2 separate regions of the Homo sapiens genome follow, and region 1 is linked to region 2. A link is a loop called in an ENCODE intact Hi-C map of the cell type or tissue named here. Cell type or tissue: heart left ventricle. All regions are shown on one strand. Links, peaks and the distances in the headings refer to the core of each region. The heading gives the core; the rest is flanking DNA. Region 1 has its middle 240 kb from the start of LINC01029. Region 2 overlaps SALL3 (spalt like transcription factor 3).

Region 1 (8,613 bases), core at 2,184-4,683, 1.2 Mb before region 2:
GAGCAACAGGAACACAAGGGGGCGTTCAGAGAAGAAATGCTTCTCCTCAATGTTTTGAAGATGATGGAGAGAAGAAGAAAATGTCCAGAGACCATGGAAAACAATGATCACTCATGTCAAGTAAAGCTACTGTGGGAACGCACTTGTAATGAAAGCAGAGAGTTTTGAAATGCAGAGTCCCTGCAAGTACAAAGGACCAAATTTGGAGATCAGGCCATGTTACTGTTGTGAGCAGTGCAACATTACTTGAAGGCTAGCTCTGAGTAATTAAAGATGTATATTGTAAATGCTAGGCCATCTTTAATTGTTTTTTAAAGGCATGAATACATCAACAGTGGAGATAAAATGGAACCATAGCAAATGATCAGTTAAACCAAAAGAAGGAAGAAAAGAGGAAAAAATAAGTAAATAAAAGATGAAATAAACAGAAAACTGAAAGAAAGATGTTAGATTTTAATCAAACTGTATCATTAATCTCATCACATTTGAGAAGTCTAATTTTACCAATTAAAAGACTGAGGTCCTCAGCTTGTATAAAAAAGGAAGAACCAAATCCCCTTGGCTTCTAGTTCCTGATCACAACCCATCATTCCTCTCATGGAAACCACTCTTCTGCCCCTCCTGATCATCATTTCCTAGCTTTTAATTAAAGTGCCATTCCATATCCAAAATACTGATCATTTCATTTTGCCTGTTTCTTGACATGAATAGAAATTATACTCTATGTATTATTGTGTGCCTTCCTTACTTTGCAAATATAATGTTTTTAAGGTTAACGTATTTTGTTATGAATAGGTTGATATTATTTACTCTGTTTCTAGAGTATTCAATTGAATTATGCCAGAAATTAGATCTCTGTTCTATGATAAACATGCAATTAAATTGTTTGAATGTTTGCCTCTCATAATTATATATACACAATTATATATATATACACATACATATATATTCATAACAGAATTATGTGTAAAAGCCAAAAATTAAAAGAACCTGAAGTCCCTATCCAAACACAAAGACTAAAACATCCATATGTATGGATGGAACTATACACACATGCTTATCGGTTCACACACACAACCGTTTCTCCAAGACACACTTAGGGGAGAAATTGCGAGGTGGTAGATCTTCATTTTTACCCAATAGTGCCAAGTTTTTTTCAGAGTATTTGTGCTTCACGGCCACGTCCATCCCACTGTAGCCATTCTTTCAGCCCATCTGAGCTGTGGCACATTTCCTGACCGCACACGTGAGCTGGGCCCCCAGCGCTGCCCAGCGACTCTTCACACTGACCTGTTTGATTTACTTTCCTAAACCCTTGTTTTCAGACCAAAGCTTTCCTGTGAGCTTTGAGTCTCTAAATCTATTCGTCATGTGGATATCTCAAAGAAAATCCAAAGCAGGCATGTATGGACACAGGACCCCTCAAATCTGGGTCGATTCAGGTGTTTTCTCTGTCACTGACCTCAAACCTGTTGTTTGAGCCAGAACCCTAGCAGTTCTTCATTACCTCTTCCCACCTGTGCACCTACCAGACCCCAGCCAGCTGTCTGAATGTCCTCACCCACCCAGAGCTCACCACCCTTGGTTGTTCATCCAGGAGCCAAAGCGACATTCTTCAAAAGCACCTCTGCTCACCATGCTGCCTGCTTTCTGCTGTCCCCACTGAAAAGTGCTGGCTGCCCTCAGGGTGAATGCCCAGGTCCTGTCCATGGTCCCAAGGGCACCTCTGTGCTTCTTGCCTCCCCCAACCCAGCCTTCCACACATTTCTTCTGCGTGCCACGTCTTCCTGGACCACGCTGCTCTCCCTCTTTCCTTCTTTCCCGCAGCCTCATCCTTCAGATCTCAGCAGACTCCTCCAGGTGCGCTTCTCCAGGGTCACTTCCTGCCCCCAGCCCATAGAGCTCTGTGCTTTTCCTTCCAGGCACACATCTCACTGAGCAGCCACACATCCTGAGGGTGGTTATTTTGCTTTACATCGATGTTTTATTTAACTGTCAGGAGCGGGACACTGCTTTGTCTATTTGTCTGTACACTTAACATGCTTTAAGTGTGGTCCCTACCAAGGGAAGGCATTGGTCTAGTTGGTAGCTACATAAGAACAAACACAAATAATGCCCTTAAAGGCTCACACACAGTGAGAGATAAGAAAGTCCAGTAGAGTGTGAAGGAGCTGTGAGGAAGCCCCATATGCCACATCAGGTGAGGTCAGGTGGGAGGGCTCCAGTGGTGTGGAAGGCCACCAAGGGGCAGGACGATGAGTGAGCTATGAGTAACGTCATGTCCAAGGCGGAGGGAGGATACTGCTGGGATGGGTGCGCGTGAGTGGAAGGCACAGAGACAAATAAGTAGGTAACACTCAGGGAGCTTCCACCAGCTCAGGAAGACAAAGGATGAATACCAGAGGAAGGCCACAGCGACACAGTCAGTGAGTTAGAGAGGAAAGAACTTGGAATCTGGGACCAGATGTGAAGACATGCAAATCAGCAGTATATTAAGCACGTGCTGTGTTTCCTTGCCTTGGTTAGGCTTGCTTGCAATATGTAATTTAATCGTTGAGGAAACTTACTCCGACTGCAAAGCCTATTGTTGCTGCACCTCAACATTGCTTTTAGAATTCAAAAGACTCAGGTGTCTCCTATACAGACCAGGTGTAGAAACTGAACCTTCTTCCAGATAATGGTAAGATTAGTAACTACCACACAGGGGACTGAGAGCATCAAGTCCAGTTAGCCCACGAGGAACAAGTGCTTTAGCTACGGCCCAGAGATGTGCCGTGCTACTGAGCATTGCTCGGTGGTCACAGCGAAATCAAGCACATCATTAATGGAAGCAGCACCCCCAGCAGGGGTTCCCTTACCAGCTGTGCCTGGACAAGCATATAGATTTTGGGGGCCAAATTAAAAACATGGGTTATCAAATTTTGCTTTCTTTAACAAAATTTCAAAAGATTGAATGTTTTGCTTAGTTAACTAATATTTACTGATTTGCATTTTGTGCAAGAAATTCCCCCAACTCCCCGTGTGCATATCAGAGGCATGATTCCCTTTGGCCTGATGTCTTCCAGCACTTTCTTCTCGTCACTCGAGCCGAATTCTAGAAGTCGTCCGCCTGGCCTCCTTCTCCCTCTGCCTGGCAAGAAAGTGGTCAGAAGCCTGGTGGCCCGGGAGAGCCTCGGCTGTCATGCTGACGTGACTGTCTTTGCAGGACACCTTGTATGACTCTTAGAGAAAGGAGCAGTGCTTCTGCGGAAAGGTTGTAACCTGTAGGGGAGTTACTTTGGAACACTTTGGTTTTTTCTACACTCTTAGCCAGTTGTTCTTTTTCTCTTATTTTTACATTTTTTATTAAGTTTTTCAGAGGCCAACTAGGGTGTAGTTTTGATATTTTTCCCAGCATGGTGTAATGGATTGAATTTAGTTCATGTAGCATACAAGAATTATCCTTTTGCTAAAAATAACATGTCAATACACAATGGAGACATTCTTGAGAGTTTTTAGCTGAAAGATAATATTCTTTACATACGTCTCCAAAGCATTCAGTACATATCAGAAAAACATCTCTAGATGTGCAGAGAGGGGCCAGCGCTTCCCAGCCCCACGGGCCCCCGGGAGACCGCCACCTGGAGCCGCACTTTCAGGGAAAGCCACCAGAGGGCACTGGGCCCAAGACAAGTGAGGGGAGGATTCCAAACTGGACCTGCTTAAATATTGAGGATAAATTTACACTTACTCATTACCAAGAGGATACGTGTGTATTTTAAAAGCTAGGAATCACCAGAAGCAATTTTTTATTCTTTAAAAAAATAGTTGAATAAGGGCCAAAAATACTAGCTTGAATTTTTTTAGATGATGCTAAATTTACAGAAAAAAGTTACGTTATTTGATATAAAGTCATCTCTAAGTACTGGTTCGTATAAAAAGAAAAAATCACAAACTGCCATTTTCCAAGGAAGAGTCATATGTGTGTGTTGATGCAGGCTTTAAAAATGTCGTTCTCCCATTTGAATCACCTAAATATGTACGTGGAAAGAAACAAAGAAATGCACAAATCTAAATACAGCGGCCAGGTGTACCTGGCAATCAGTGCACAAACAACTCGGTAAGAGGCCCCGAACCTTCGTCCCCGCGGCTCTATTCTGCTGCTTAGTGCGTCGTTGCTAGACCACTCCACAGCAGGAATGAAAGGAGGGATTAGGAGAGCTGCTGAATGCTTGCTTCATTTTCCCGGTGGTTTGGCACGAAGTTATTATTTAATATTTATCACTGGTATTTCCACAATTGCCGAGCCCCGCGGAAGAAGCACATTGTACGATGACCCCCAAGACTCCAGCTGTGAGCGGCCTGGGCTGGAACCCCAGTCCATGATGCAGACAGGCTGGTGTTGGTGTCTGCTGCTCCACGCTCAGCAGACAGGGCTGAATTGTGTGCAGGAGGAGTCTGTTTCCAAAGCCTCTTCAGTGGTTACAGCTGGAAAAAGGGTGAGAAGTGGACCAAGCTTCTGCACAGATGTGGAAAGGAAGTGAGAGCTGACAAGCAAAAGCTGTGTGCCGGGTGTGTGCAAAACCAGAGAGGAAAACTGCATTTTTAAGTCAACATTAAAAATATTATTCAAAAGTATACTAACCTATTATAAAGGATTTGGGCCATGGAATAAAGGCAACAGAAGAAAACAAAAATGATGCATGGTCTGTACGCTCAGAGATAATAATGCTGTGAAAATATGGAACATGTTCTTCTATTCTTCTGGATTTTTCCATTTGAAGTTGACCTTAGTTGCCTGACAATATGGATGGTATTTCTTACAGCAGGAAGGCACCCATAAAATTTCCCCCCTTTCCATACTGCGGGGCAGAGAGAGGAACATGACTTGGGGGGTTGGGGAGGTGCATCTCCTATCATGAGCCCTGGTGTCCCAGAAGAGCTCCTCGTGGAAGCTGGGGAAAAATAACTTGAAACTTGACTTCACTACCTACCAGCTCTGTCTCAGCTCAAGGCCTAGAACCTTTACAATGTTTCCAGACAGGAGATGAACTCTTTTCCTATCAGTGTTTTAAAATGGATTTACACATAGGATATATACAGTGCAGAAGCAATGTGGTACACAAAATATTGACTACATTCAAATGCTCAACTTTTTCCTTTTGAAAATACAGAGTAAAATTCAGAACTTTTCTAAACCTAAAAAAAAAGCAAAAAATAAAACCTCAAATGTCTTTGTAGTAAGTGAAATCTGTGTCATAAATACCTTTCTCAAGATTGGGACCTGGGCAAGGAAGTTTCCTGATGAGGTTATGAACCTGCCAGCAGCGCCCAGTAAAGGAGGCAGAGATGGTTTACAGTTATGCATTACATTATCAGTTATTTTAATGGACTCCTTTGGGATATTTTATCTGCAATATGCAGCAATTCACTTGTGTCCTATTAGAGAATTTCAAATCAGGTCGCTCTTCAAAAGTGTTGTCAACTATGTGGGACTTTGGCTCCGAGAGGGAAAGACATCCTCCTGGCTGGAAGCCATTGTAGCTGGACCTTCGCACACAGGTAGAGGGCCCTTTATTAACACCCGCAAGCTGAACACTGAGGTCTCAGAGTGAACACAGGACAAGGAAAGGAAAGCTGAGGCTGGGAGAACTCAGGAAGGCTTCCAGGCCCTGGCATGGGTGAAGAGTGCTCCCCTACTAAGTCCATGTCCACCCAGAACCCCCAAGGATGACCTTATTTGGAAACAGTATCTTTTAAGTCAAGATTAGGACATATTGGTTTATAGTAGGCCCTAAATCTGATGACTGGTGTCCTTACAGGAGAAGAGACAGAGATGCATGGAGAAGACCATGTGATGGTGGGGGCAGAGATTGGAGTGATGTGTCTGCCAGCCGGGGAATGCTTGGAGCCACCAGAGCTAAAGAAGTCTCCAGAAGGAGCCAGCCCTTCTGAGGCCTTGGTTTCAGATGTCTGGCCTCCCGAGCTGTGAGTGAATATATTTCTGTGGTCTTAAGTCACTAATCTGTGGTCCTTTGCAGCAGCCACCCCAGGGCATTCACACAGACCCACTGCTGGTCCAGCAGCCAGCAATAGAGCAGGAAGAACTGGGCCGTGAGACGCTCATCCCTACACACAAGTGCACCATGGGCTTAAAGAGGCCTCAGGAACCAGAGAATGTGAATTCAGCATCTTGCACAAAAATCTGCAATTAAATGTTTGGTGCAGATCCTCCATAATATCTACACAATGAATGCTTAAAAATGCTCAACAAACTAGATGTGAATCTTTGGAGAGGTCAATGTGGACAAATATGTAAATTGCCAGGGAGCAGGAATGTTGTCTGAAGGAGGGGAAGCAACCAAGAATCTGGGAGAAAGGAAGCCAGCAAGTTTTAGGATTTCTTTGTGAGCAAAATACAGTCATCTTTGAATAACTAGACTCTGTGTCTTGGAAAATGCTGCCCTGTTTGATGGGTACCTATGGTGTGGGGTCATCTTGACTTTGATTGAGAGATAATAATGTTTAGATACTAATTCTTCTATAATTAGTTTATTTTGCTCTGTTATTATTTTGAGCAAAGTTATTTTGAAAATGACATTATGCTCCTGCTATATTAAGAAAGTCTCTTTTCCCCTTTGTATTCAGACTAAAATGTTGAGTACGATGGAGGAAATATTCTGCTAAAAAATTCCCAGTGCTGAGGAATGTTCTGTTATTCATTGTTGTGGTATTTTCTCCAGCACATGCTCAATTGCTTAATTACTATCAGCTGAGAGTGTTCTTACCCACGAGTAGGGAATCACTCACAGCCTCTGAACATACAAGGGTTCAGGGAGGATAGAATAAACACCTATGTAACTAATAACTAGTATGTATTAAAACTCATGCCATATGGAACTGTGGAGAAGCGGCTAATCTAATCCCCTCATTCTACAGAAGAGAAAAATGAGACAGTGAGTCTTTGGTTTTGCAGCCACTAAAAGATGGATGCACATCCTGCAACTTGTAGAGATGGGTTTCTCTGTAAAATCAGTGAGGTTACATTAATAAAATTCTATATTTTTGAGGGGAAATACTGGACAGTTTATTTAAAAGATGTAAGTACAAGAATAAATGGAGAAACGAGCAGCTGCTGCAACAGAGTGATAAACATGGCAGATAGAAGCCGATAAAACAACCACATGATAAACAGCATTGATGCTGGATATCAATGAATTCGCCTCCTAAAATGCCTAAGAAAGTAGAAAGAAATACATAAGAAGAACAATATGGATGCAATTTAGAAAATGTTGGGGGGGGGTTGTTCAATCATGATTTGAGCATGGCTTCTAAATGGCTTAGAATCCAGTTTTCTGTTAATAAGTAGATCATGTGTTTAGGATATTAAAGGAATAGTAGCTATCTTTCACAGAGTGAACTTCCAGGGCCTTTTAAGGTTTTCCAGTTCCACAGATAAGTTGGCCTTGTGGCCACCCTAACCCTAACCCTAACCTCATGGCCACCTATCTGTACCTGATCCTGTGGATGGCATTCCATGTCTTTCCTGGCCTTCCTGGAGCTGCAGGTTCCAGCCCGTTCCACCCAGCAGCAACAACCTCCCTTCTCCTGCCGCCCCAAGGAAGCACGAAACTGGACTCACAGCAAGCCTGAGATAGACTCAGAAATGTACTTATTGATGATGATGATGATGATCTACAATGTTGACGACTCCAAATTTTCATGATTTTTCCAAATTGTAATTAAACTCCCTCAAGCATAAAGCTAACACTGGCACAGAATCATGGAAACATCGGTCACAGCTATGCCCAAGAGTGGATTCCAATGGGTCAGTGCAGCTTGTGATGTTCTAGTCTACGTGTGTGAATGCATCTCCTTTGCTCTCAAGACATTGCCCTCACAGAGGAAGAGGAGCCTCTACCCTGTGTTTACTGAAGTTACGAAGCCCAGCTCGGCAGGCCACCTGGAGGGGTGTGGGATGCCTTCCTGGCCCGCACAAGAGCCGGCACACGGATGAGCACATGTGCACAGAGCGGGCGGCCAGCTGCAGGAGGATGGGTGCAGAGTTAGTTACGGGAAAAGGAAAGAGCAGCAGGCATGGCCGTGTTGGGACAGAGAGCTCCCTGTAGACTGGTCTTGCCACACCAGGATGCCCCTCATAGTGTGGGAGGCACAGGCTCCCAGGCACACCTGATTGTTCACAGCTGACTAGAACATTTGCTCCCCCTTCCCAGCGCACATCCGTACACATGTGTATATTCTGACCTCCTCGCGTGGGCTACTAGTGGCAATGCATGTCTGTGTTTCCCTTGTTCACTCCTCCAAGAACACTTACAGCAGTAATCAAAGTTAAATAAGCCCAGTTCTAGAACAGACTATGATTGTTGCACCAACCTCCTCACTTCACATGTAATCGGAATGAGGTCAGAGACAGGAGAACATTTTCTGGGGCCACCTCCCTGATAACAAAGTCAGGGCTGTAATTCTGGTCAGGAAACAACTCCTTTTTCCACATTTCCAAGCGTCTTCCAGGAGATCCCATGCCTGTGCATGAATGTATTTGCATTTTGGCTTTCCTATTGGTAAATTCAATGTTGGTACATTTTCCAGGATCATTGAATAAAAATATAACAA
Region 2 (8,613 bases), core at 3,609-6,108:
CGACCCCGAGCCCGCAGCACAGCTCGCAGTAAAATAATTTGCTCCTTAAAAAAACAGGCAGGCCAACTTTTATGATTGACCTGTTATAAGTTGTTGGAGGCAGATGGTGATCTTTTTACTCTGAGAATGAGACTGTCTGCGAAAAGGAAACGGGGCGGAAGAGTTTCCCACACAGTGGAGTAAAGTTTGACAAAGCGGGTAGACACCCATGTCGGATGAGAACGAGAGAGCATGCTTATGACGCGGCTGGAGAATTAATGAATTAAATAAAATTAGTGAGCTCGCTGGGGTCTTTTTGTTGCGGTGGAGGTAAGGGAGTCTTATCTGTGTAGCCAAGTCAGCCAAGATGAGAACAGGCGATATGCTAAAAAGAAACGCTTGCATATGGTGGGTAGATTAAGGACAAAGAATCTTTTTGTCATGGAAATGGATTTTTTTTTGTTTTGTTTACTTCATCACATAGAATTTCTCACACTTGGTTTGTTTTGTATCGCCCTCAATGACTACATGATCAAATGAATGGATTTATTTCTGCCGAATGAGAAAGACAGTCTTTCCTTCAAAAGAACTACATTGCGTCCCAGTGAGGAATTTTAAAGCTTTATTATTGTGGCTCCTGAATGGCTTAAAATCGGCTTTCACAGCCGCCCCAAAATGCAACAATGTAAATACTTCTCAGCTTTGTAGGGTCGGTATCAAAATGTGCGATGTCTCCTTTTATTAAAGCATATTTTAATTAATAGAGTAAACCCCCTGGTATTTAACAATTAACAAGCTGAGGCACTGCTATTCATTTTTAATTTCACTTCAGAAATGTGAGCATGCTGAACTTAATAGTGTAAACGTGTGGAGGGCTATATCGCCTATATTTGAAAGCCTAAGATGGGATAAATTATTCACAAGTTCTACTTTGAATCCCTCTTGTTGCTGCTCGAATTTATTTAGAGATGCAAAATATTCAGGTTTTTTACCCGTGGTAGAATTGAAGTTCTTGTCAAGCCTGTGTTTTTCACAGCATCCAGAATTGTAATCCAGACGTTGCCACAGTTCCTGGTCATGTTTTGCAAGAGGCCCAAAATACCCTGTGTGGGGCCGAGTCTTGGTCGAGCAGCTCACATGCTTGTTTGAGAGAGTTTAGGCAAACTATTTTTTTTAAGTTCTTTCTCATTTAATTATATTCGAAGCAGCTTGTTCAAGGAGCATAACAGACACTCTGTTCCGTGTTAAGTCAAGGAATGCCCCATTTGTGTATTACTCGGTCGCACTCAGCATCGTTCCTAAGATAACTAAGTAAAAATTATAAAAAGGTAAATGGGTGTGGAAACCAAATTACTCCAACCTGAGTCAGATCTCCTCAAAATTTTAATTTTGTTAAATGCAATGGAAATAAACAGACCGTGCCGGAAGTTGCAAGTGAGCTCAGTTAGTTTAGTGTTTTAGAAACGAGGTAAATAATTCCTTTGTATCACTCGGGGAGTGACATATTAATTAAAGCAGCAGGTCCATCTACATGCAGTAAAATGGAAAGCTACTGATAATGTCCTGCAGAACAAATATTCTATGCAAAAATGTTTAGTATAATGGGGGACAGAGATGCACTCACATTAATTTACAGCACAAAGCCTGTATCTCTTAAAAAAGAATTATGATTTATTTTTGAAGCAATGAAAAGATTCTATACAAAAATAACTGGTGCTACCCAAACCTTACCACTACAGGAATGAAACATGACGTGTCTAGAATGAGAAAAAGTAAGGATAATTTATGTAAAGTTCTAAAGTCATGCTTTTGTTAAAAAAAAAAATTAAGTCATTGAGACATTCCTAACAGAAATTGCTTTTTAAAATTACTTACTTGCAAATGATCTCATTCCTATTTTAGAAGAAAGGCGCTGCAGCTTTAGGATCCAGTGAACTTTGCGCCACTAGTAATCCTGTGAGCCAGCTGAATATTTTTGTTCTAAGAAAAATTAATTAAAACTTCCAATGACAGTTATATGCCCACTAAGAACTTTAAAAGATACAATACTGCTATTCTTTATTGTATAAAATATAATTTAAGAAAGATGTATTTTGTTGTTGTTAGAAAATATGTATTTAAGAAGGAACAAAAGGGTATTATAATTTAAAACCATTTACCATCCTGTATTTTGTTTGTTAGCACTAATTGCTTCAAAGTGTGTTTTTTTTTCTGCCAACTTAGAAGTATATGGCTGTCTTAAAAATCCTTTTAAATGTGTTGAGCATGTGATTTAAGAATTTACCAGTGGTTTTCACAGACTGTGTTTGAATTAAGGGAAAGAAGCTCGGCCACCAGTGCTTGGCGCAGGATCTTTTTCTTTTATCTGTATATGCATGGTTTGCCCTCAGTGCTCCCCCAGCACACTACACACATTTACAATTCAGCATACCAAAAGGAACAATGCAGGAGCTACTTTCTAACATTCACAGGCAGATTGCTTTCTCTGAAACATGAAAGGTAAAAAGTAAGTAACCGGGTTGGGTGAGGGGAGAGGAAAAGAAGACTTTGCCAACATTTCTTTTAAAAACAACATTAAAAAACTTAACCTATTTAAAAGTGCACGTTTCTGTGATCAACAAAAAAGCATACCAATTAATTCCCAGCTTGCAGAGAGAGAGAGCTGATTATGTAACAGTTCTCGAATTTTATGTGCAGTACGTTTTCAACTTCCATGGCATATGCATTATCCAATATTTTTAGATCTGTTGTTCAAAGCCAGAAAAAGGTATGGAGTAACAGCAGGAATTACTTAGCAAGCTGATTCTTTTTTGTATACAAGATGATGGTAAAAGTGGGTCAAATTTCATTTCCAACTGCAATCTCTAAGAAGCTGTACCATTCATTTCCAGGTAGCCCTAAGAATATTTTCTTTTGGGGGGAATTCAGCAAAAGCACAACCAGGGTTTCTATTCTGTGTGCTGACCATTAGTTGGAATTTAGCATTCTTAAAAGTATTGGCACCAGCTTTTATTTAAGTACAATAAAAATCTTTTTCACTTCTAATGAGGATATGCACCATCTTTCAGTGCTGCAAGATAGTTTCAAGAAGCATAACTTTTAAATATAACAGGAAGGATTTTTTGTTTTTATTAGTTTTATTTTCCTACATGATTTGTTCAGTAGTTGCCAGAATAAGACCAACATGTTTTAGTCTTGGAAGGACAGGTTTGTAATTACAGCATACCTTAATTATTACACATTTCATACACAATGAAACAAACTGTATGTAAAAATTGAGCAATTTAATGTTCCAAGTAAACTTTTATTTAAAAAAAAAAACCTGTCTAGGGTTATTTCTCATGTAATTTCGACACATTTATGATTTAAAATGCAGCTAACTGATTTCTAAGCAAACCAGGCCAGTCACATGCCAGAAAGTATAAAATATTAATTGTAATAAAATAATGGAATGGTTTCTATGTTAGAGATGAAGATTGATTTGTTTCTTAATTAAAGGGAGGCGTTCTCCAGACTGAGACGGTGTCCACCAAGGGGATCCGATAATGCCAGTGTGGTGTCTAAATATTTTCCTCTGTGGGCCTGTCTTTTTCAATCACCTTCAGATTAGTTCTGCTTACTATCTAAAATCCCTACCCCCTTCGCATTCTCTGCGAGCATTAGCAGCCAGCTCGGCGCAGAAAGCCTTTTTGTCTGATGTCTGAAAAGGTGGGGTTGCAGAGTGCTGGCCAGCTTCCGACCGTCTCTCCCTGAAGGTGGGTAGTTAGAAGTGCTTTGACAAGCCTTGCTGATTTAACCTTTGCCTGCTTTGCCCTGCCAGGGGTGGCCACTAGATGTCAAGCTCATAATACAATTAGTGCATCTGTGCTGTTGACCTTGGCAACAGGGCTCACCACTGTTCTGTTAAGTGTTAACACTGAATCTGAGTGTTAACTAGAGATCCCGCGAGCTTGCGCCGTGCTGCACGGCTTCTCAGACGCCATCTAGTTCAGCACAAGTGTTTATAGTTCTTAAAGAAGAAGAGAAAACGGCTTTCTTTTGTGTCGTTATTGCATCTTGAACTGTTTAATTAACCCTGCAGGTGCCGCGGCACTTTGTCGTGATTCGTCGGCGTTACTGGTCTTTTCGAGAGTGACCTTCACCGCACTGTTTGGTAATTCTGTTGTAGGATCTGTATACGTGCAGAGTCACTGGCTTCAACGACCCAGGGCAGTGGCTTTTCCAGGATGATTTTTTGCATATGTGCAAACTTTGCCTGTAGAAATGAAAGTGCCATGAAGTGCTGACAAATGATGGAAATGATTCCATCGCCTGATCCCGAGTGTGAGCGGGCTGATGGTCACAGCTGATGGTAGCCTTGCTTCTGGACGCAGCGTGGCTCATGTGCCCCTCTAGAGCTATTTACATGTAGGCATTTATATGTCTAAGTGGTTTTGCGTATTTATTTCTATGCATAGTGGATTTGAAAAATGGACAGTGTTTGGGTGCTTTCAAGTAGGCATGTCATGAAATAGCACGTTTAATTTCATGTGTCGGATCAGTGAGACCACAGCCTTTGAATGTAAACCATCTGCATCTTCACCAAAAGTGATTTAGCAAAACCTTGTTTTCACCCCCTCATCAAATTTCGATTGAAATTGTTTGCATCAGCTGACATATTTCAGGTCTGCGTATTTTTCATTAGGCATAGATAGTGATACACACGCGTTCCTTATAAGTGTGATGACAGCATAACATCTAAATGAAAGAACTATTGTGCAACCTTGAAGTGTAACAAACGTCTTATTATTTGAAGCAGCGTCGAGGGCAGATAGTTAAAGCAAATGCGAGTGCTGTCCAGCTCCCATCTGCATGTACCCATAAAGGCAACCGTGTCTCCTCCCGGGTGCTTCACTGCACAGGTTAAAAACTGCAAATGTTTTAAGCAGAAGACAGTTGGTGACTGTGCCACAGGTGGTCGTGACTTAACAAATTTGAGGTGTGGGCCATGGCGTCGACGCGCGGGAGTGTGTGGTCAGAGCCGCGTTGAGCATGGCAAGAGTGCCCTCCACTGTTCAGCGCTGTGCGTACACACTCTGAGGTCTCGGGAAAAGGACAGAAAATTTTTCTATTGCGTCTGGAATTTCTTCTACATTGTTAAACACAGTAGGGGTCTCTATTTGTCTCCTCCTGTTTCACAGCTTGGGCTCAGTATGTGATAATTCATCTTTCTTTATGGGATTCAAAGCTATCATAAGGAGTTAAAAAGAATTAATTTGCAAGAAAATAAGTGTCTCCTAACAATTTAGGAAAACTGGAAAAAAATGCTTTCTGGATTTTTAAGAGATGGAAAGGCAAAGGAAAAAGTCCGTCTTCCTTTCCTGAAGATCCACGTGGCATTTTAAAGTTACTCATTGAAGTGGATAAGTTAACAACCCTTTCCCTGCACTAAACAAATTCTGCTTCTCTTGTTCATTGTAATGAGTAAAAAACATGCAGCAAAAGTGTATTGAAGGTGAGCTTTTGAGATTGATAAAGGAAATTACAGAACACCTATATTAATACTACTTTGTAATTGGTTAGCTTACTTAAAAACCACTGTACTTGAAATGCCAAGAACTGTAGCTTGAAATTTTTGAAGAAAGCATCGTCTTAAATATTATATAGGTATACACAGCATATCTTAAGTTATATATTTCATACACAAAATTTATGTAAAAATTGAGCATTTTAATATTATTCTAAGTAAACTTATTTTTAAAAAAAAAACCTGTTTTAGGTTTTTTCTCATGTAATTTCTCATGTAAAACCAAATCAGAGGATTAGTTTGCTTGGAAATCACATAGCTGTATTTTACACACACATATTACAATGATGTTTTTCACTTGTGGCTTTAAAAAGATCATCCAGGCTAAAAATTCTGCCTGTCATTCTGATAGAAGATAGATAGATTCTATAACAGACCAGGGATTAAAGCTGAGCGAAGACCAAAAACAGACAGTCTGAGGGGTTCCTTTCACACCAAGAGTCACTCCTAAGAATAGGAACATTTTTGTTAAACATTCTGTGTATATTTTATTAGTTAGAAGGGGAAAATACATATTTTTTTTAACTATCGTCTTTGAAGCTATGCTTTTGTTAGAGGTTTTCTCTGAAAGGCCTGTGGGACCTTCCTCCCCTCTTCTGTACAACTGAGAAACACAGACAGGAAGGAATGTGCACATGGTAATAGAGGCCCTGAAAATCTAGGTGTAAACAGCAGATATTGGGATCACTGTAAATTAAATGGAAAAAAAAACTATATTTTTATCCTGTGTAGTGCAGATGGCCAACATGGCACCATGGGTGTGATACTTAATTTGAGATCAGCTAAGGCGGGTTGTGGCAGAGCAGGTCCTGAGGCCACCTTCACGTTCACATAGAAGCAAATGGGTTGGTACTTCCTAAAAGTAGCCCTGGCCAGATACTCTCATTCACCAAGAAGGGAAGAGTGTTCGCTAAGTTCTGTTAGTTGGTGAACTGGTTGGCATTTTTCTTAACTTGTTCTAATAAAATCCCATTCCTGCCCATCCCCTGCCTGTTTACAGTTTCACGTCTCTTAGCTGTTGAATAGTGTGCAAAAAATAAGTTCCTTTGACATTAATGATAATGTTTGCAATGCTTGCTTTTTAATTCGCCCCTTAAACAAAGAGAGGAAGAAAATGAAAATTGCATTGGAAATAAATTTCTCAAACTTGTCACTGTTGTACTGTTGTTACAGTGCCTCGCTGACATGGTTTTGCCTTGACATAAAAAGTTTAGGCCATATTAATTAATGTAATAACTTCTATTTTTGGAACATGCATACAGGCCAGTTCAAAATACAAGTTTAATTTAAAAAGGTGGTTAAATACATTTGAATCTGACATAATACTGGCTTTAAATGATGGCAGGATTAAAGGGCTTTAGAAGTTTATATGATAAAATTGTGGACTAAATGCAGATTTTTCCCATATGGGTTTGCTTGTTATAGACAGCACTTAAACGTAAGTAAATAATGTCAGATTGGCACATAAACACTGTAATATATGCATTTAATCATCATCATGAGAAGGGCCATGGAAGCAGTTTATAAGAACTTATTCTTCAGAATGCATCAGAAGCCAGCACTCCTCAGTCTGCAAGCCAGCAAAATGTCTTTCTAGTTCTCAGGAAACTCTGTCCTTAGTAAAATATGTTCACTTTGGTTATTTCCTACAACCAGTTCAGTCAAGTGCTTACTATTGTTTAATAACATTCTTGAAGTATGCAGACAGAATTTCAATTCCATATGTGATTGTTTCAATTCCACACGTGAGTGTTTTTACCTGTATTTCTTTTATTCGGGGCTATGTTGTGAAATTCGTTCTTATCTACAACTTTTATGGAATGCTAATCACATTCAAATGTTGATAGTGAGACACAGTCACAGCTGGGGCACGCGAGAACAATTGAGGTGATCACATTGATATTTTATACACACCTCAATAGAAAATATAGATGATGATCCTGATTTGCCTGAAATAATCTGAGTTGTATTGAAATTTTTTTCCTTCATTAATAATAACCTTTAAGGTCTGTTTTAGTCAAAAGCCAAATTTATTACGGAGCTTTGCTTATAAAATCCAGCATAGTCTGTTTCCTTGGGCTCATTAACAAAATGAACTGTTAACAGGTCCAAATGGTCACAATGACATTTTTTAACACAATTTCCTTTTTCAATTTTGAAGGAATAAATGGAAGCTTATTTTACTTTGAAAAGAATATCTTCATTGTATTGGTAATTATCACTTATAATTGCTTTAAACAAAATGACTTACTATGTGGCAGAAAGTGCTTAAACATTCTACGCACGGTTTCCACAATCGAGAAACAGTTGCAATTTAGCAAACTTACCAATGGGAAAAGTGAAATCACATGTGGAAACACTTCCCAACATCCATGAATTAGGAAGTGAACCCTAAAAATATTTAACATATTTAAAAAAAACTAATGGGAATGTAAAAATGCAAATTGTTAAGGTAAATAGAGATTTGTTTGGGTCAGGACCTTTGCAAAAAGCACAAGATCTTTGTGAAAAACAAAAGTGATATTTATCACACACTATGGTTTGTGACAAAATCTGGGAAATGTTCATTTTTAAAGATAAAATGTATCTGTGGTTATGTAAGTTAATTCTTTCAACACTAAACTCACTTGAAATGATCCAAGGATCAACCTAATTTTAAAGCATTTTTCTCAATGAACTGTCCCTAATACACATTCCCTATAAAGAAAAAGTATTCTTTTAATAAGATACACACTTTGTAAAACTGTAACTATATATACTACCTGAATGTTTTTGTGTAGCATATAAGTTATACATTTTATCTCCTGTAAGGAGTTAAGTGTAAAAAATGTTTCAAGGAATTAACAAGCATTTAATTTCTTGGGATGTTCCTTTTTAAAATATTTTGTATCATTGTTTCAAAATATTGGAAAACCCCTTAAAACACTCTGTTCCTTGTTTAGTTACAGTAGTTATTTCTGTGCCATATAGATGTGTATGGATGGTTTAATGCAGATGAACTTTTTAAGTGGCTACTTAGATTTTTGTTTTTAAACATTCAGGGCTGCTGAAGAACATTCCACTCTTAA

The links. Hi-C counts contacts between places; a loop is a spot of excess contacts. Peaks named below come from ENCODE experiments on the same cell type or tissue, not always from the same donor. Only the 100,000 strongest peaks of a DNase experiment are listed, where the experiment ranks them.
Region 1: it touches region 2 in a loop (10-fold over the local background); 4 of 110 quality-filtered maps call a loop at or near these places.

Annotation. Positions count from the first base shown.
Region 1 is chr18:77,745,761-77,754,373 of GRCh38, forward strand. No RefSeq gene overlaps it. Among named protein-coding and RNA genes, the nearest start is that of LINC01029, 240 kb to the right of the region's middle. RefSeq lists an enhancer at 7,516-8,068. In heart left ventricle, for the core only: a CTCF peak has its summit at 3,644 (motif pointing right); no DNase peak of the experiment used is centred there; H3K27me3 peaks cover 1,042 bases.
Region 2 is chr18:78,981,337-78,989,949 of GRCh38, forward strand. The region is part of intron 1 of SALL3 (spalt like transcription factor 3); the gene reads left to right. Among named protein-coding and RNA genes, the nearest start is that of SALL3, 5.8 kb to the left of the region's middle. RefSeq lists enhancers at 1-728, 2,074-2,832, 3,527-4,041. In heart left ventricle, for the core only: CTCF peaks have their summits at 3,829 (motif pointing right) and 5,028 (motif pointing left); no DNase peak of the experiment used is centred there; H3K27me3 peaks cover 2,500 bases.